Linked DNA regions of Homo sapiens: all the other regions are linked to region 2. Evidence: read pairs that join two places in POLR2A ChIA-PET (ENCODE). Cell type or tissue: MCF 10A. All regions are shown on one strand. Links, peaks and the distances in the headings refer to the core of each region. The heading gives the core; the rest is flanking DNA. Region 1 overlaps KRT82 (keratin 82). Region 2 overlaps KRT5 (keratin 5). Region 3 overlaps KRT80 (keratin 80).

Evidence for each region. ChIA-PET counts read pairs that join two places held together with the same protein. Peaks named below come from ENCODE experiments on the same cell type or tissue, not always from the same donor. Only the 100,000 strongest peaks of a DNase experiment are listed, where the experiment ranks them.
Region 1: POLR2A ChIA-PET joins it to region 2 with 15 read pairs; 4 of 35 experiments call an interaction of 5 or more read pairs at or near these places.
Region 3: POLR2A ChIA-PET joins it to region 2 with 7 read pairs; 1 of 35 experiments calls an interaction of 5 or more read pairs at or near these places.

Annotation. Positions count from the first base shown.
Region 1 is chr12:52,393,183-52,400,062 of GRCh38, reverse strand. It overlaps KRT82 (keratin 82), which reads left to right. Exons shown (of 9, transcript NM_033033.4): 5 at 1-78; 6 at 3,055-3,180; 7 at 3,831-4,051; 8 at 4,273-4,304; 9 at 4,868-6,132. The coding sequence ends at 5,088. Among named protein-coding and RNA genes, the nearest start is that of KRT82, 9.7 kb to the left of the region's middle. RefSeq lists enhancers at 3,569-3,738, 3,861-4,362. In MCF 10A, for the core only: CTCF peaks have their summits at 3,851 and 4,053 (motif pointing left); DNase peaks (open chromatin) are centred at 3,732 and 4,002.
Region 2 is chr12:52,509,067-52,515,746 of GRCh38, reverse strand. It overlaps KRT5 (keratin 5), which reads left to right. Exons shown (of 9, transcript NM_000424.4): 9 at 507-1,172. The coding sequence ends at 805. Among named protein-coding and RNA genes, the nearest start is that of KRT5, 8.0 kb to the left of the region's middle. In MCF 10A, for the core only: no CTCF peak of the experiment used is centred there; a DNase peak (open chromatin) is centred at 1,876.
Region 3 is chr12:52,168,969-52,175,848 of GRCh38, reverse strand. It overlaps KRT80 (keratin 80), which reads left to right. Exons shown (of 9, transcript NM_182507.3): 5 at 2,085-2,249; 6 at 2,686-2,811; 7 at 3,431-3,651; 8 at 4,136-4,191; 9 at 4,327-6,853. The coding sequence ends at 4,451. Among named protein-coding and RNA genes, the nearest start is that of KRT80, 20 kb to the left of the region's middle. In MCF 10A, for the core only: a CTCF peak has its summit at 3,651 (motif pointing left); a DNase peak (open chromatin) is centred at 3,708.

The DNA of each region.
Region 1 (6,880 bases), core at 1,632-5,631, 120 kb after region 2:
ATCGCTGAGATCAAGGCGCAGTATGACGACATCGCCAGCCGCAGCAAAGCCGAAGCAGAGGCCTGGTACCAGTGCCGGGTGAGGCCCTGTGGTTGGGGGCAGGGAGACTGGAGAGGTGACAAACCAGGGGAGGGGAGGACCCCCAGACTCCTTCTCCGCAGAAGTGGGTGAGGAGCTAATGAGAGCCACGCCATGCCACAGACACAGGGAATCCCATAAAGCCCAGCTGCTGTTGTTTCTGCCAGGCCCCAGGCCACTTCCCTGCAGAGCACGTGGGAGGGACCCCTCCCCGCCCCGGACAATCCAGGCCTGTCATCAGGGTGCCAGGGCGCCCAGCAGTTTTTACCTGCAGACTCACTGGAAGTGCTCCTGTAGGCAGCGTTCAGTAAACACTAATTGGTTTTACTGAACTGTAATGATGGCAAAGAGGGCTCTAAGCTTCGAGGCGTGGGAGGAGGCTAGTGGCATGGGGTGGCTACTAATGGTAGAGCAGAAACAGTGATTAAGATGGCCTCAGACTTAATAATTAGGGGCTTGCTTGGAGGGCAGGGGGGCCCTAAGGGTAATTAGATTTAACAAATATCATCATCTCAGCCTCTCCTGCCCTGCCTGTGAAAGGCGCCATGCATGCATGCACTCATTGGTCCACTCATTCAACACTGTGTATTCAGCATCAACCACGTGCCAAGCACAGTTCTAGAAGCTGGAGACACAGCAGGGAACAGAACAGACACTAGTCCCTGCCTTCATGTCGCTTTCATTCCAGAGACAAGCTGGGTTCCAGGGTAGGGTTGGAGGGGCAGGGTGATGGATGATAAACAAGGCACATAAGTGCAGTGGATGTATGTTAGACTGTGATACCAAGTGCTAGGAAGCAAATAAACCAGGGGAAGGGTAGGGAGTGTTGGAGTGCAGTTTCAATTAGGGTGGCCAGCAAGGATGTGCTTCCCAAACCAAAACACCAGCTAGCAGGAAGTGATTGCAAAGGTGGAGCAGCAGGTAAAGGGAGTTTGATGACAGAGGGAACAAATTGTGTCACAAAGGCAAAGGTGTTGTCATTTGATCTAATCTTGAAGGACAAATAAGATTCAAAGGGGAGATGGGGGGAGGGTGTGCCAGGCTGAGCAGCAGGTGCTAGGACACAGCAGCAGAAATTGAGGGGCCTGGAGTGCCATGTGCTGTGGAGATCGGGCTGGAGGGGTAGCTTGAGGCCAGGTCACAGCATCTGCAGGGCTGTGCTAAGTCATTTGGCTTTGTTCTGAAGGCAGTGGGTGCCACTGCCCAGGGAGTGCCCAAAGTGATGCTCTGCCCATTTTCTGGAGCTCCATGGTGGTTGGAAGTATGAAAACTTGAAATGGAGTCAGCTCCTGGTGAACCTGTCTGTGACCCACCCACGGCCAGGTTTCACTCTGGCTGGCCCTTCCTCTGGTTGCCCCTGGCAACAACCATCAGCCATGTTGGGTTCAGGATTACAACCACCTCATTTTCCCATCCTGCTAAGTCAGAATCTTAGAGAAAATTCTATTAGTTGAAGATTGCATTTGGCTACCAGGATCAGAAATTCTAAAAAAAAAAAAAAAAGTTAAAATTGAATTTTTACTTTTTTCTAAAGTAGCTTGAAGTACAAAATAGACTGCCCAGGATGACACAGAGATTCTGTGACATCATCAGGGACCCAGGATCCTTTGAGTTCACCATTCTGCCATCTGTAATACATGCTCCATCCTCTTGGTTGCCTCATGTTCCAAGAAAGCTGCAGCACCTCCAATCTCACATGCTTACGCCTGGCAGCAAGGAGAACAGAGGCAAAAAAAGCCAACTGGGTCATTCCCCCCTTTAAAGAGCTTACCCAGAAGCCCTACCCAGCCATGGTCATAGATCTCATTGATTGGAAGACTGAGAAATATTCTCTTATCTGGGCTCATTGTTACCCTAAATAAAAGCAGTGTTCTATTTGGTTCTGGGTTTTTTCTGTTGCTGTTATTTTTGTTTTTTGTTTGTTTGTTTATTTTGAGATGGAGTCTTGCTCTATTGCCCAGGCTAGAGTGCAGTGAGTGGTGCAATCTCGCCTCACTGCAACCTCTGCCTCCCAGGTTCAAGTGATCCTCCTGCCTCAGCCTCCCAAGTAGCTGGGATTATAAGCATGCACCACCATACTCAGCTAATTTGTGTATTTTTAGTAGTGATGGGGTTTCACCATGTTGGCCAGGCTGGTCTTGAACTCTTGACCTCAAATGATCTGCCCGCCTCAGCCTTCCAAAATGCTGGCATTACAGGTGTCAGTCACTGAGCCCAGCCAGGGGTTCTGTTTTAAGAAGAGGACAATGGATATTTACTAGGCAACTGCAGACTTTCCTACTGTAACCAAATAACAAAAGAGCCAATGAGTGTGATTATGTGCTTATCTCTCATTTTGCATTTTCTATATAATATGCTCCCACTCACTATCAGAAAATCTAAAGTCAGCTAATTTTTTAAAACTTACAAATGTAATCTGTACACACTACTATTCAGAAATTGGATTCAGAGTGCAAAGGTTTTTATAAAAAAGTGTTACCTCAAGGTAGGACATAAATTGCATTTTGTTTTTTTTATTGTTTTTGTGGAAAACATACAAATGTTCTCATCCTGATGGGCAGACCCATCCTAATGGGCAGTCCTTGGTCTGTTAGGCAACCCAGGCTGAGCACAGAAACCCCTTCCAAGTTCCAGAGGCATATCTAAAAGGGAGGGAGCCCTCAGGTGAACTTGGGCTCTGGGACAGAGAAAAGGACCAGACACAGAACAGCTCAACAGAGGAGGGGATCTCAGAGGCTGGAGAAAAATCTAACAAGCCTGGAGCTGGGGATGGGGTGAGATGGGAATCAGGAACAGCCCACATAAAGGACCCAAAATTGCCCAGAAGCGGAAGAAGGTAAAGGAGCAGAACCAGTATGAGAACCAGAGAACACCTGAACTAGGAAGTCACGGGAGAAAAGACTGGGAACAGTGAGAAAAGAGGCTAGGAGATGCCATCTTGTGGGGCCTGGGGCTCTGACCTCTCTGTCCTGGCAGTATGAGGAGCTGAGAGTCACAGCTGGGAACCACTGTGACAACCTCCGCAACCGTAAGAACGAGATCCTGGAAATGAATAAACTGATCCAGCGGCTGCAGCAAGAAACCGAGAATGTCAAAGCCCAGGTGAGGCTGGGGAGGACTTCCTTGCTGCAACAGCCATCCTGGGCTGACTGGCCAGTCTGTGCCGTGCAGGGCGGGTTCAATCCTTGCTGTGAGTGCCATTGAAGAGGGAATAAACTTGTGCTGCCTTGCTCAAGCAGAAGCAAGCCCTTTCTACCAAAGGGCTGACCCACAGCAGGATGAGCAGCCACAGGAAATAGTCAGGTCCCCAACAGAAACGAGGTGACCAATGTCAAAGATGAGAAGCAAGGATGCTTCACTAGGTGCAAGTATAGAAAAGATGCACTCCACGGTCCCTTCAGACCCAAAGACTGTGATTCTATGATCCTGAAATTCAAGGTGACTCTCAGTTGTTCATAAAATCAGACCCACTCCATTCTCCTGGGCTAGGGAAGACCAGCTGGGCATTTAAAACATATTAACCCCACAGAAATTTCTCAGCATACTTAAGAGGAAAATCCCCGCTCTCTTGGAGGTATTTTAGACAGAAAACCCATCCCAGTTCCCTGGAGGAACCAGATGTCGCAATCCTAGGATGAAGCTCGCAAATGTGAGCCTGGCACGTAGCCACCCCCGTGTTCTCTCTGCTCTTCTGCGAGTCTGGCTTGGGGCTCCAGGGCCCCCAGTGATGCTTTTCTGCGCCCCTCCCACAGCGCTGCAAACTTGAGGGTGCCATAGCTGAGGCAGAGCAGCAGGGCGAGGCGGCTCTCAATGATGCCAAGTGCAAGCTGGCAGGGCTGGAGGAGGCTCTGCAGAAGGCCAAGCAGGACATGGCCTGCCTGCTCAAGGAATATCAGGAGGTGATGAACTCCAAGCTGGGCCTGGACATCGAGATCGCCACCTACAGGCGCCTGCTGGAGGGTGAAGAGCACAGGTGAGCTCCTCCAGGAGGGGGTCAAAGATGGGCTACCAGGTATGGCCATTACCCAGCCCTCTGGTGGCGGCTGCTAGTATCTCTCACCCCGTCCCCTACCCACATTCATTGAAAACCCACAGCAGCACATGGTCCACAATGAGGGCGGGAGCGGGGAGATGCTGCATTTACCTGCATCTGTTTGATGTAGATACCTGTTTTCTTTTTCCTCTCATCCCCAGGCTGTGCGAAGGCATCGGGCCCGTGAATATCTGTAAGTAGATGAGCCATGCCCCACTGGCTCTGGAGTCTTGGGGGTTGATCACCCCAACACAGGCAGCCCACACCACCCCTTCCTAGACCTCTGATGCCTCCCCTACCCCAAAGGAAGAGCTCTGTCTGCCGTGAGCTCCCAGGCTGGTGGAAAGGGCTATCCAAATCTTTTGGGAGTCAGACTAGGAGCAGATTTGCAACAACATGGTCCAAGTGCTTCAGGGCCCAGAAGCCACAAATAACCACCCTGACAAGAGGATGCTCTTCTAGAGGAAGAGGATTTGAAGCAAGCTTAGGAAGGAGGGACCAGTAGAAACTGAGAAATGGTGAAGCTGAATCCAGCCTGGCCTTGCCCAGGCTCTAGGGAAAGGAGAGAGGTGCATGGGGACCTTGCAAGCACTTTATGTGGCTAGGGTGGGAGACGCGGAGGCTGGAGGCTGGAATGGGGTGTCTGTAGAGGTGAGTGGCAGGAGGTGGGAGGAATGGCCTGGCTGAGTAGTTTCAGGGCAGTACACTGAGAGCCACACCGTGTGGGGCCCTGAGCACCCCTTCCTGTTCCCACAGCAGTGAGCAGCTCCAAAGGCGCCTTCCTGTACGAGCCATGTGGGGTCAGCACGCCTGTCCTCAGCACTGGCGTCCTCAGGAGCAATGGGGGCTGCAGCATCGTGGGCACTGGTGAACTCTATGTCCCCTGCGAGCCCCAGGGGCTACTGAGCTGTGGGAGCGGGCGGAAATCCAGCATGACGCTAGGAGCTGGGGGCAGCTCCCCCAGCCACAAGCATTAGCATGATCCGAGACATCCAGGAGACAGAGCCCCTGCCCCATGGCCCTGGATGTCACACTCCCACCAGGGCTGAAGACAAGGATGTTCCAAAACCCCACCTCCCTTTATTGACTCCACATTCCCCTCCAGTGTTCCCTCCTTGAGAGCTGAGCTGCCCCTAGGACCCCTCCTTTGCCTCATGAGTCACCTTCCACTCACCTGTGTGCAGACCCTCAGCTAGGCCCAGATGGTGGGGACAGACGGCAGAGAAAGAGCATGCATTGCTCTTAACCGCAGAATGGCAATAACCCCCAAAAGGTCAAATGGGCACACCACAGTTCTGCTCTGTGGATCATCCCATGGAAGTTTCCTCACAAAGTCAGCTCCTCTCCCACCACAGGCTCACACTGCCCTTACTTTAGGCTCTCATGCCCCTAAGAAAAGTGAATTTCCTTTAACACCGCCTGAAACATGCACACTGCAAATATCAAAAGGAGACACCCCCAAATCCCACTCTAAATTCCAAAGCCAAGTGCCACGATTTCAGGATCAGTCAGGACCTGCCAATGTCCTCTCAGCACAGAGAATCAAGAGGTGGCCTTTGGGCAGTAGATTTACTTTCTCAGGTATGTTGAACCCAAACTGTGAGAATAAATCTTTCTCCTGAGCTCACATTGGCAGGTGATGTCAGGCCAATGCCTAGAACAAAGGGCAAAGGGATATGGAATGTTTACTGGACAGTTGGAAAACCAAAAACAGATACCATTTTCTCAATGGAATCAGTTCCCCCTCCACCCATCCCCTTCTGTACATAGCCGCCCCTTCCTGTTCCCCAACCCTTTAGCTCCTTTTGCTTTGAGTCTGATATGACAGTGATGTGGGGCTGCCCCAGCTGACTTGGAGGCCCTGGCTCAGGAGCTCATAGATGGAGGAGGTGTGGGCTGACTACCTCCCAGAAGCCCCTCATGCCAAGCCTGTCCCACTGGGGCTCCAGGGCCTCTGCCCTGAACATCTGGGCTTCTGTTCAAAATAAACCTACTCTGTTCATGGATTATAGCAATCAGGATTATTTACTCTGCTCTGTGGAAAGTGTGATAAGGCTGAGGGGGAACTGGTGAGCAGCTTTTTGGGACTGGAGTCTTCGGAACAGAAATGAAGACTATTATACAAACAGAAACACTACATGTAAATAATTTGCAAATTGCCTGTGGAAGAAATAGGGCTCTATACAAATCACACTTAAAACCTGCACGTCACACCCCAATGGTTTGCAAGTCACTTGCCATGTTAAAAGCCACAAGCCCATTGCACACAGGCCTCCTCACTACATGGTGTCCTATACACATCCTAGAGAAAATCCTTGGGGTCCTCTATTGTGTCTAGACTTAGCAGCCCCCAAGCCCTAGGCTCTGTCCCTATCCCGAACCATTCTCAGTGCCTGGATACCCCCAGCTCCAGGAAAGCAGTGAAGATGGTGGCAGCCCATGGAGTGAGGAGGACCAGGACACTCCAGTCTCCTCTCCCCATTTAGAGAGCCCAAGACCTGGAGATTTGGCGGCGGTGCTTCCACCCTCTGTGAGGCCTCAGTCCCCTTTCCTCTGCCTCACCGACCCCCTGAAACAGCCCCTCCTGGGGGGTGCTTTCCCCCTTATGGCTCCCCTCTCCTGAGAGTTGGGATGACTCCCCACTCTCCCCAAAGAGCACCCATGCTGCGCCAAGCCCTGCATTAGAGGCTGGTGCTGCAGAATTGACTAAGACTCCCTCTTAACCTTGGAAGGACGCTCAGCCTCCCGGAGAGAAGATTCATAAATAAT
Region 2 (6,680 bases), core at 1-4,000:
AGTGCCAACTCAGAATTCTGCTGTTTCTAGATCCAAACTTTTCCCATCCCAGCATATGGTTATTTATAATAATACACTTAGTAAGTTGTGGGTGGTGGAGGGGAAGGACAGATTGGGACAGGAAGCAATGTGGCTTATGTCTCATCTCTTAAAGGGTAAGCCATGCATCCTATGCTTCTTGGACCCTGTCCCCTGCCTTGTCCCTAGTACCTAGCTCCCCCCAGTACCTAGCTCCTCCCCTCAGTACCTAGCTCCCCTCAGTACCTAGCTCCCTGTAGTACCTAGCTCCCCTCAGTACCTAGCTCCTCTCAGTACCTAGCACCTTGCCTCTTACACTCACCCACTTTTTTAGGGACCTTAATTAAATGACAGTTCTTCCGGGCCTTGTTTGCTACTCTGTAAAGGGGGTCCAGTAGAGTGCTCCAACACCAGCAGATCAAATAAATGGGCCATGCAGGATCAGCCTGGCAGATGGTCTCACTGAGTCCTCCCTCCTTTCCCTGCAGCTGTTGTCACAAGCAGTGTTTCCTCTGGATATGGCAGTGGCAGTGGCTATGGCGGTGGCCTCGGTGGAGGTCTTGGCGGCGGCCTCGGTGGAGGTCTTGCCGGAGGTAGCAGTGGAAGCTACTACTCCAGCAGCAGTGGGGGTGTCGGCCTAGGTGGTGGGCTCAGTGTGGGGGGCTCTGGCTTCAGTGCAAGCAGTGGCCGAGGGCTGGGGGTGGGCTTTGGCAGTGGCGGGGGTAGCAGCTCCAGCGTCAAATTTGTCTCCACCACCTCCTCCTCCCGGAAGAGCTTCAAGAGCTAAGAACCTGCTGCAAGTCACTGCCTTCCAAGTGCAGCAACCCAGCCCATGGAGATTGCCTCTTCTAGGCAGTTGCTCAAGCCATGTTTTATCCTTTTCTGGAGAGTAGTCTAGACCAAGCCAATTGCAGAACCACATTCTTTGGTTCCCAGGAGAGCCCCATTCCCAGCCCCTGGTCTCCCGTGCCGCAGTTCTATATTCTGCTTCAAATCAGCCTTCAGGTTTCCCACAGCATGGCCCCTGCTGACACGAGAACCCAAAGTTTTCCCAAATCTAAATCATCAAAACAGAATCCCCACCCCAATCCCAAATTTTGTTTTGGTTCTAACTACCTCCAGAATGTGTTCAATAAAATGCTTTTATAATATAAGCTGGTGTGCAGAATTGTTTTTTTTTTCTAGGTTTACAATCAGCCTAGAGATACCATGAGGGTCAGTCTACCCAGATGTGATTGGTTCTTTTGATGATTCACAGGGAGAATGGGATAACATTTAAGGGAAAGTGGCTATTGGGGGTGGCCCAGAGACTCCAAGAAGCACAGAGATTATAAAGTCTCTGCAATGAAGGAGTCTCTGGAGGGCATTAACGGGCATGTGCATTGTACTACAATTTAGACAGATTTTAGAGCCTTTTGTTAAAGAGGGCCCTATGCAAGGTGAGATGATTTGCAAGTAGCAGCATATTTGGGCTTAAGTAAAGTTTGTAAATGAAGAATATGTTGCCTTCAGGACCTCAAAAGACCTAAAAGATGTTGGTCCTATTGTAATATTGTGGGCGCTAAGATGCTCAATAGCTATTTTTTGACAGTGTCAGGGATGGAGTAGCTCTTGGTTTACCAAATAATTTCTGAAATTTAATGTGGCAGGACTTTGCATGACCTGTGGGACAACGGCAAACCCTTTTTTTCTGAGCTCCTTGGTATCTATATGTCCTGAACGCGTGTATCAAATGCATCTCTTTGGAGGAGGATTCAGCAATGTAAATCATATCTGTACTCCTGGAGAAAGTCAGATGCATTTAAGAGCTTGACTGCAAAAATTGCATGTCATGGCAGGGCTGCTGAGGCAATCCCTGAGTATCTGGGAAAGCTGTGTCATGCCGCCTTGGTGGTGAAGCGAGTTGTGACTGAGAAGCTGTTGCAACGGGCATTCAACAGAATATTTGACAGCCAAATCCATAAGAAGGAAATATCTACCAGCTGCCAATTGGATAAGTCAATAATTTCAGTAATATTGGGTATGGAGCCTTAGTAGGCATGACCATGACATTATGGTTGTGGTAATCCACTGTGAGGCACCATTCATTTTTCCCAAGTTTAAAAATAGGCCAAATTAGGTTGTTGATGGAAAAATAATGGATATAAACAACCCTTCTCTAAATAGATCCTGTTTAATGGGCTTCACTCCTTAAAGGTCCTGTTTTAATTTACACTGGGGCATATTAACTATTTTAACTAGGGCTTGGGGAGGCCCATGGTGTCCCATTTTGCCAAACCAATTTATAAATGCCAAGGACTTGATTTAATTTTAATTTATGACTTATTGGGTTAGACTGTCCATGCCCATTGTGGGAAACGTTAGAGGATGCTATGATCGTGGGAAATTTAAGCAAGTCAGTAGTTCTGCTAATTAAAGTGAGGCATGCCTGTTTGTTCTCTATTTTTTGTTCATTAACTTCCCCAAGATTACAGGGGTACCTTGTTTAAATTTAATAGGATCCCCAGGTATAAGTATTATTTGAGCTTCAGTATGGATTAAGACCATGAAGAATTGTCAATTATTGTATGTCAGCAAATGTGAAAGTAAATTCAGAATTTATGTGGTGGAGACACCAAGACAGCCTGCACACCTTTTTATCTTTTAGATGTATAAATTATTTTAGCCAATTTTGGATTTCCAATTGTATCAAATTATGGATCTTTGTTTTAATTTTTTGTTTCTTCTCCCTGTTTTCAGGTTTCTCTCTCTCTCTCTATCTTTCTTGTGGTTTCTGAATATAATTTGGCAGGAGAGGAATTCTCTCTACTCTGCCCATATTTATATATTTATTCCTCCAAGGAGTCTCAAATCTGTATTGTCAGGGCTCGAGGCCTCCCCCATGGAAATAGTTGAATTAACCCTTTGGCTGTGCCATGTGTGTTTTCTCCTATAACCCGGAGGATGAGGATCTTTTCTGGTAACAGAGGCATAGGCAGCGGCAGCGGTGGCAACAGGAGCAACAGCAGCAACAGCAGCCAAGACATTTTACAGGACTCTAGTTAGTAAGCACTCTGGTTTTTTGTTTTTTTTTTTTTTCCTACAGAGTTTTGCTATTGTTGCCCAGGCTGGAGAGTAATGGCGCAAGCTTGGCTCACCACAACCTCCTCCTCCCAGGTTCAAGTGATTCTCCTGCCTCAGCCTTCCCAGGAGCTGGGATTAAAGGCATGCGCCACCATGCCCGGCTAATTTTGTGTTTTTAGTAGAGACGGGGTTTCTCCATGTTGGTCAGGCTGGTCTCAAATTACTGACCTCAGGTGATCCACCTGCCGTGGGCTCCCAAAGTGCTGGGATTACAGGCGTGAGCCACCGCGCCTGGCTGCCATCTGTTTTTAGGAGCGTGGCTTCAGCATGCCACGTAGTAACTGCTCTTCTTCCACATGAGTGACCACCAGAAGGGACCACATATCAGTCTTTTCCCTGAAAACTCCGTAGAATGAGGGCCGGCACCCGCTTGAGACACACAACCAGTAGTCACGGGGTAAGAGCCATTCCCCTTAGCTTAGCATCAGTCCCAGTTTATGCTGGAATCAAGAAATACAATTCAATACGGTATATACAGACAGGTCTGGGCTGAGGAACACGATTCAGGGCCTCCCTAAGAGGGCCCCCAATCCCATACTCCTGTCCTTAAATCCCAGTTTTTGAAACTTCTGACTTGGGTCAATTAAATCTGTAACAGAGGCTCAGCAGAACTCAGCAAATGCAGCCCAAAGCAACACAGCTCAAAGGGCAAGTTTGCCAGCAGGCAGCAACACAACTCAAAGAGCCCCCTAGTCAGCACACAGCAACCCAGAGCAAGACAGCAGAGCCAGACTGGAAGCCAAAGCAAGAAAGAAAAGACTCCGGTGGAAGCAGTCATCATCTAGACATCTAGCAGGCTCACAGTGCTGATTGTCATGACCACCTTCCAGAGGCAAGATGGACAGCCACACAAAATTTCGTTTAGCTGTTGAGACTGATGACATCACACACACACACACACACACACACACACACACACACACACCACACACTCCAAGAGGGGGTGAACGGATATTTAACTCAAATAATAAGGCTTTCTGAGGAAAGCAAGGCAGGACTTCCAAGCTGGTCCAAAAGTGGCTTGAGTGAGCAGGGTTTTTTATAGCATCAGGTTTTTTATGGTAATTAGGGGTGGGGCCTGCATGTGGTTTGAAGTTGGAAGTTGCTATCACTGCCAAAGGAAGGAACACCTCGGTTTTCATATCAGTTTTTCCAGATAATGAGCATAATAGGAAAGGGAGGCAAGGGGCTTGCTTAGAAGTTGTCAGCAGTCAAGCATCAGTGCAGTCAAGATGGTTTAATGTTTAAAAAATCATGTAATATACAAAATGAATAGAATAAAGGGAGATAAATCAAATGGCCGCCCAAAAAAACAAAAAATATTATACTTAATAGTAAATGAAACTTTTCCATTGAACAAAAAGGGGGTAAGGATAACTATTATCACAATGATTACTCAACTTTATACTGGAGATCTTAGCCATTGCAATAAGGCAAGACAAAGAAATAAGCATCTTCTGGATCAGAAGAAAAGCAAACTGCAGGCGATCACATATGACATAATTGTATATATAGAAAATTAAAATAATCTACAAACTACTAGAATTAATAAGTGAATGTATCAAGGTCACCAGAAAATCAATATACAAATATCAATTATACTTTTGTACACTAGAAAACAACAGTTAGAAAACAAAATTTGAAAGATATTTTTAGTAGCATAAAAAATCTAATACCTAGAAATAAACTTAACCAAAGATGTGTAAGACAAAAAACTAAAATGATCCTTTTGAAAATATTAAAGAAGACCTAATAAACAAAGGTATATGATATCTTCATGGATTGGAAAACTTAATATTGTAAATACATCAATTTCTCCAAATTGAACTATGGGTTTAATGCAATTTCAATCAAATTTTCACAGATTTTTTGTGGAAATTGATAAATCTATTCTAAAATTTGTGTTGAAATGCTATGATTTGAATGTATTGCCTCCAAAATTTGGATGTTGCCAATGTAATGATATTTAGAAATGGGGACTTTCAGAGTTCAGAAGCTTCACACAGGATTCAGTTAGGTTGCTCTTCTACTCTTCTGCCAGTTGAGGAGATAGCATTCCTCCCCTCCAAAGAATGTAGCCCCCATTAGACAACCAAACCTGTCAGTATCTTGATCCTGGACTTCCCAGCCTCCGGAACTGTGAGAAATAAATTTTTGGTTTTTTAAACTACCCAGACTCAGCTATTCCATTATAGCAGCACAAAATGAACTAAGACAGGAAATGAAAAGGAGCTAAAATAGTCAAAACAACCCTAAAAAAGAAGAACAGCTTTTACACTGTTGGTGGGAATGTAAATTAGTTCAACCATTGTGGAAGACAGTGTGATGAGTCTTCAAAATCTAGAACCAAAAATACCATTTGACCCAGGAATCCCATTACTGGGTATATACCCAAAGGAATAGAAATTATTCTATTATAAAGATACATGCATGTGTATGTTTACTGCAGCACTATTCACAATAGCAAAGACATGAAACCAACACAAATGCCCATCAATGATAGACTGGAAAAAGAAAATGTGATACGTATACACCACAGAATACTATGGAGCCATAAAAAGAAACGAAATCATGTCCTTTGCAGGGACATGGATGGAGCTGGAAGCCATTATCCTTAGCAAACTAATGCACGAACAGAAAACCAAACACCACATGTTCCCACTTATAAGTGGGAGCTGAACAGTGAGAACACATGGAGACAGGGAGGGGAACAACACATGCTGGGGCCTATCAAAGGGGTTGGGGGAAGGGAGAGCATCAGGATAAACAGCTAATGCATGCGGGGCTTAAAACCTAGGTGATGGGTTGATAGATGCAGTAAACCACCACGGCACATGTTTACTTATGTAACAAACTGGCAGATCCTGCACATGTATCCCGGAACTTAGTATCAAATTAAATTTTAAAAAATGATGAATAAAGTTGGAAGACTTATAGTTCCAGATACTGAAACTTATTATAAAGTTGTAGTAATTAAGAAAGTATGGTGCTGGGGAAATGATTGACAAATGGACCTATGAGATAGTATATAGAATCTAGAAGCAAACTACATATTGACTCAATTGATTTACAACAAAGGTACTATTACAGTGCAATAGAAAAAGGATAGTCTTTTCAATAAATGGTGCAAGGTTAGTTGGCTGTCTATATGGGAAAAATGTATTACGATTTCTACTTCATCCCATAGATAAAAATCATTTTCAGTTGTATTATAGTCCTGTATGTGAAAGGTAAAACAATAATTCATTCAGAAGAAAACAGAAGATATCTTTATGGAGTGAGGATAGGCAAAAATTTCTTAAATGGGATAGAAAAAAGCTTACCTTAAAAAATTGATAAACTTTGTTCATAAAACAACATGAAGAGAGCAAAACAGTAAGCCACAACCCCGCAAAATTTTGAATATATATAAATATTATATATATACATAATTTTTATATATATGTGAAATTGTATTCAGAATATACAAAGAACTACAAAACAGTACCCACAACAGCATTCTTCTCACAAAGGACATTCACAAAGATAAGTAATATGCT
Region 3 (6,880 bases), core at 1,988-5,987, 340 kb after region 2:
TGGGGCAGCAGAGGTGGGGCTGTGGTAACAATCAATCTTATTCTGACACGGGTTGGGCCATCAGCCTGCTTTTGCCCAGAGATTCTATTTTCATTTGAAGATCAACCAAAACCCCCAGCAGGAGACACCCAAGGGCAGCTGGCCACTGAGTTCAGGGTCCTGCCAGCTCCAGGGCAGAGACAGGCTGTCCCCCAGAGGGGCTTCCGAATGCCCGCCACTACCGCACCATCCTTGTCACCAGGAGGTGCTGGTGGGCAGAGTCAGTTCCCGGACAGGCTGCCCACAGGGCCCTAGCTGGCCCCTCATCCCTGTCGTCTACAGCTCAGAAGTCCAGCCTCCGCCTGAGACAGAAACCAGAGGCCTCAGCACAAACTCTCCAAGCAGAAAGAGAGACAGAGGATCAGGAGGGCGCCCAGAGTCAGGAACCAGGATCAGAACACAGTCAGGAACTAAAAAGCTGAGCCTGGATCCCAGCAGGCATCCGGGTGCACCGGCCAGTTTTCAGAAAATATTGAGGCTGGAAGAAGCACGTTGAACATTGGCACAGGGTACAACAATCAAACCCAGCTGTGGGGACTCTGCAAGGCAGACAGCCAGTGTGTTCAATAAGAACAATGGCAAAGAACAAAAAAGAGAGAAATGGAGATTACAGGAGACCTACAGACATATGGACCAACTGCAGTATACTGGCCTTGTTTGGATCCTGATTCAGACAAACACATTTAAAAAATGATGAGGCGGTCAGCAAAATGGGAATGCAGACTGAAATTTGATGATTGAAATAGGGGTCAGGGTGGACTCTGAATGCCAGAAGGAGCATGATGTGTCTGCACCCAACACCCACCTCCTGCCTGGCCCCCTCCCTGCCACCAACTCACTCGGTGCAATTCTCAGTCGACTCGCCTTGCTCCTCCTTCCCACAGGAGGCCCTACCCTTTTCAGCATCTCCAGGATAAGCAGCCCAGGGCCCTTTGCAACCTCTAGAGATCCCTGGTCCCACCTGCCTCCCTACACACCCCTGAGCATTCTGGCTAGAAAGGTGCGAGGCTGTGAGCAGGAAAGAAAGCTGGTCTGGGGCCAGAAAGACAATGAAGAAGGTGTCAGCCCCTTGTCTCCATCCGCTAAGGGAGCGTCACAGCAGCAGCAACAGGGGCTCCGGGGCCCACCCTGCCACTCACCGCTGTCTCCACAACATCTTTATGCCTCAGTTTCCTCCTCTGGGGCTGCAGCAGTGCCAGCCTGGTGAGGATGTGTGGAAAACGCTCAGCGCACAGTCCAGCCTGCAGGGAATTCCTCAGGGAATGGTGGGTTTTACCATTTCCAGAAGTCTCCAGGGATAGGAGACGGTGAAAATATTGTGGTCGTCCAGGCAATGTCCCTTGGCTAGAGAGGGAGTGGGCGCTGAGTCTCCAGGGGGACCCTGAAGTCAGAGTGCTGGAGGCTGCGCCCAGGCTCCTCACAGGCTGTTGGCTTTCAGTGGGGCCGGGAGAGGGGAGTACAGGTTTGTCAGCCTCCAGCCCACTCCACCCTGGTCACTCCCTGGCTTCCCTCCCAACATTTACCAAATGAACTGAGGCACTCCTTTCCCAGACGTGGGGGCTCAGAGATGAACACAGCTCTGCCAGGCCCACAAGGAGCTGCTCGTCCAGTGGGAGAGGCAGAGCTGTACCCCACAGCACAGGAATAATGAAACAGTAAACAGAGGGGCCCAACTCACAGCCCCAGAGCCTGACTTCTCTGGCCCTTTCCCATCAGCCAGGAGTAGGCCATCCCTCCCAGGAGAGGGCAACAGTGCAGGCAGTGGGGAAGCTTGCAGGTAGCCTTTAAAACCAACAGTCCCAGCCTGCCCTCCACTCAGATAGGGGGACTGTGGGTGGGTGAGCAGTGGGCAGTGAGCTGCCTTCCGAGAGTCCTGGCTGGGGAGACGTGGCAGGGAGGCATTCGGCCTTCCATCATCTCTCCAGAGGGACAGGAAGGGAGCAGCTCCACTCTCCGCTCACCCCGGGGACAAAGTGACTGTGTGGGGCTGAGGGTCCTTGTGCCCTCCCCACCAGCCCTGAGCCCCCACATCTGTGCCCGGTCAGGAGCTGAAGGACCTGGCAGCACAGGTGAAGGATGTGTCGGTGACCGTCGGCATGGACAGCCGCTGCCACATCGACCTGAGCGGCATCGTGGAGGAGGTGAAGGCCCAGTATGACGCCGTCGCGGCTCGCAGCCTGGAGGAGGCCGAGGCATACTCTCGGAGCCAGGTGGGGCTGACCACACAGGGCACGAGAAGCAGCCTGGACAGTTCTCTGGGTGGCAGGAAGGGCTGGACTGGTGATGGCTGAGGTTGCCTGCAGCTCTCTGTCCTGAAAGTCTATGAGAGAGGAATGGAGAAGCACAGGGACGGGGCGGGCGGGGGGAGACCACAGAAGCTGGTCTGTGCCCTCCAGGAGTTCAAGGTGGTGCTGTTATCAGCAATGCTAGGCCAGATGTGGGCATGGCCCATGGGGCTCAGCTAGGGCAGCCAGGAGAGGCCACCCAGAAAGGGAGGTGGAAGGGGGAGCTGAGGGAGCCTGGCGTGGCGTGGTGGGCTGCAGAGTTGGAGATGGGACTGGAGGATGCAAGAAAAAGCAGAGGCGGGTAACAAGTGCTGGGAGCGGCACTGAGCTGCCCCTCACTGAGACCTCCATGTACCTCCAGCTGGAGGAGCAGGCCGCCCGCTCGGCCGAGTATGGGAGCAGCCTCCAGAGCAGCCGCAGCGAGATCGCGGATCTCAATGTGCGCATCCAGAAGCTGCGGTCCCAGATCCTCTCTGTCAAGAGCCATGTGAGTATCTGGGGGACGCGCCTGGGGGCGGGGAGGAGAGCAGGGAGACACACAGTCATGTGTGCTGAATACAGGCAAGACATGACTGAGTGACCCTGTGTGGGTCGCTTAGCGCCTCTGTGCCTCAGTTTCCTAATCTGTCAAATGGGATAATAGCACAGCCTCCTAAAGTAGTTATGAGGCGCTCTGCATACAAAAATACTCTGTAATCTGGTCAAGGCTGCTGGAACGTTAGAAAGCCCCCACACTACACACACCCAGAGCCCACTGCCTCCCTCCTGGGAACCCCCACCAACTACACAGAGAGGAGGGAGTAGAGGCCTAAGTCCCAGCTTCCAGCCAGGACAAACCTTCAGGGCAGGTGCTGCCCCATAAGGACAGCCGGGACAGGCTCCTTTAGTGGCTTGCGGTGCTTTCCTCTGGCCTTGGGAAGGTGCCTCTTCAGGTCTAACTGAACTCCCTCTTGCTGCATGGCAACCAGTTACCACACCCAGAAATGCCATTGCTCAGCCCTCCCTCCCCACACCTACCCCCACCAAGGACAGAGACGACTCCTGGCCCTGGCCCGCTCCTCCTTCCCCTGCTCACAGGCCCTTTCACTCTGTCCTCCTGGCTGCAGTGCCTGAAACTGGAGGAGAACATCAAGACAGCTGAGGAGCAGGGTGAGCTGGCCTTCCAGGATGCCAAGACCAAGCTGGCCCAGCTGGAGGCCGCCCTGCAGCAGGCCAAGCAGGACATGGCGCGGCAGCTGCGCAAGTACCAGGAGCTGATGAACGTCAAGCTGGCCCTGGACATCGAGATCGCCACCTACAGGAAGCTGGTGGAGGGCGAGGAGGGCAGGTGAGAGCCAGGGCTGGTGAGGAAGGGCTGCAGGGGAAGGAGGGCTGGAGGCCCAGGCCTACACAAAGTCAGTTCTCCTTTCCAATATGATACAGTGAGCCTACCAGGCCTGGGTTTAAGTCTTGGCTTAGTCACTTACAAACTGGGACCTTGGCCCAGTTCATTTCATCCTGTTTCCCCATCTGGAAAGTGGGCTGATCATAAACATGGTTCACCTGTGGCAGGGATGATTCATGTGATTATGCCTGCAAATGCCTGTCAAAACTCAGTGCTCAATGCTATTAGCCATTTATGCCATGGAGATGGGACAGAGGCCCAGGAAGGACAAGCTGGCTAGCCAGGGCCACACAACAGGGCAACCCCAGGGCTGGGAGTGACCACCAAGAACTACCCTCCACTTGCCAGCCCCCAGGGGAGTTTAAGCCACAGGCTCTCTTCGCATCCCATCATATCCCTCTCCCACCCCCCCGTCCCCCACCCCCAGGATGGACTCGCCCTCAGCCACTGTGGTCAGCGCTGTGCAGTCCAGGTGCAAAACCGGTGAGTCCTCTTGCCCCGAGAACCCATGGTGGGGTGAGGGTGAGGGTGTAGGGGATCATGATCCTAAAGGCATCATTTTAAGTGGCTCCCAAACCTCCAGCCCCTTCCCTCCCCTACCCCTTATGTTCCCTGTAGCTGCCTCCAGATCAGGCCTCTCCAAGGCCCCCTCCCGAAAGAAGAAGGGCAGCAAAGGCCCCGTGATCAAAATCACCGAAATGTCAGAGAAGTACTTCTCGCAGGAGTCGGAGGTCTCAGAGTAAGGCGGCTGGACCCCAGGAACCCCAGGGCACTCCACTGCAGCAGGAGGGACTTAAGCTAGACTCAAGAAAGCAGCTTGGAGCCTCTAGGTTGAGAAGAGAGGCAAAACCTGATATTGAACTGAGAGAGGGGTTCAAAACTGACTGTGTTTTGTGGGCTGCCAGGGTGGGAGAGGAGCATCACCAGCTCCTCAGAGCCACTCCGCTCCATATCAGTATCTCACAGTCCCATCCTTCCAACCTTCTGGCCAGAGGTTTTCCTGATGGGTGAGTCGGAATTAGGGGTCAGTTTTGTCTCCACCTCCTCGCTCCTCTGAGGCTCCTCCTCCAGCATCAGGCTCTGCCAAGGCCCCTCTGACTCTTGCCCAATCCTTGACCTTGACTCCTATCTCAAGCCTTGCCTTGTCTCTGCCTCGGAACTGGGACTGGGACTGGCTCATCCACCTATGTGCGGGAGCCGAGGAGGACGGCGTGGGCCCTGTCCTGTATCTGGAATTCCTGGGAAGGCTGGCTGCTGAAGACCCTCTTGGCTTTCCCGTGCTCTTTGGGCTCCCCAGAGACCTGACAGTATTAGGGAGTGAAGGGAGGAGGGGCCCTGGCTATTTGGGACCTAAGCCTAGGCCCCAGAGATCAGCCCGAACACCCGCATCCCTTCCTCCTCCCATGGGTCCCTCCCAGTAGGCAGTAGTCAGAACTGGATGGGCTGCCCCCAGCCAGCTCCCAGCAGCTTCTCCGGAAGCTGCTCTTGCCATAATCAACTCCCTGGGAGTGGAAGCCAGATGGCAGCTTGAGATTGGGCAGGAGCATTCGATCTTCCTTTCACCTCCCTGCCATGCTGGGGTCCTACCCAGCCTGGATCTGAGCTCTGTGCCCCCAGCCGGGTTGTTCCCAGCCTGAGCACCGGGCTTTGGTGCACCAGGCCTTGGAGACCCCTGGTCCCACCCCTGCCGTGAAGCCCCAGGCCCACTTCCCAAGAATCTCACTTCTCAGGGCCTCTGTTCTCCTCTCCACTGGGCCAAATAGCCTGGCCCTCCCCTCCTTGGCATTCATGGGGGAGCCCAGGAACCCCCCACACCTATGGGGTTAGAGCTCCTCCTTTCTTCTCACTCCTTCCCCTTCCTCCCTCCATGCCCACTCCCCCTGCCTCCAGCAGGCCAGGAAGAAGGCACAGTCCAGGCAAGTCTGGGAGCTTCCAAGCCCTTGAGGTCCAGCTGTGGGGCCCAAATGACAGCCTTACAAGGGTTCTACCAGAGAGGAAAATTCCACATCCCACCAGAAGACAGGGGTGTTGGCAGGCATACTCCTATCTCCTCCTCTTGGCTCTCAATGCTGAGGCTTGCAGAGGCATCCCAGCGGCACCAGCCTCCCACTGCACAGCTTCCTTCCCTCCTTCACTCTCCTCTCCCCTCCCTGCCCCTTGCCTCACCTCCTCTTCTAGACTGCATTAGATTCATTCATCTCATTTGCCAGGACATGTTGGCCAGAGGTCTGGGCCCATCCCAGGCCTCAAGGCCCTCCAGGCCTGTGGGGAGCACTGGAGGGTTACTGACTCTCTGGCCATGGGAACTCAGAGATTCTCATCCCCAAAGTCCCAAAAGAGGGTGCTGATTGGTGCTTTTCCTCAGGCTCTTCATTGGTTTCCAAGGGAGCAAATCCTCAGTGGGGATACAAGACATATAAAGTATATATTATTTTTTCATAACTTATGTGGCTTTTAACTTATTGCTTCCCTTCCTGTTTCTGCATGATCAGTCTGTATGTACTATCTGGAAAGATAACACATACTCCAGCCACCTCACCTGATTGGCTATCTTGGGGCCATGTCCCCTTCTTGCTGCCACAGGATGAATAAAGTGTTGAGATTTGTCTATGGAGAAAGCTGTGTGTCTGTTTTTATCTCCCCTCTCAGGACCAGTCAGCCACTGGTCAATCAGGCTGATCATGGAACATTAGGAATTCTCCAATTAAGGGAGAAAAAGTCCAGGGACTTAGTTATATCTTCAGACCAGTGCAGCTGGTACACACAAAGTTCTCCTGTCTCACCATCTGATATGGTTTGGATGCTCGTCCCCTCCAAATCTCATGTTGAAATGTAATTCCCAGTGTTGGAAGTGGAGCCTGGTGGGAAGTATTTGGATCATGAGAGAGGATCCTTCATGAATGGCTCAGCACCATCTCCTTGGTGATGAGTGAGTTCTCACTCAATTCACATAGATATGGTTGTTTAAAAGAGTCTGAGACCTCTCCCCTCTTTCTCGCCATGTGATATGCCTGCTCCCCCTTCACCTTCCGCCTTTACTGTAAGCTTCCTGAGGCCCTCACCAGAAGCTGAGCAAATGTTGGTGCCATGCCAGTACAGCCTGCAGAATTGTGAGCCAAAATAAATGTCTTTTCTTTATAAATTACCAAGTCTCAGGGATTTCTTTCTTTTG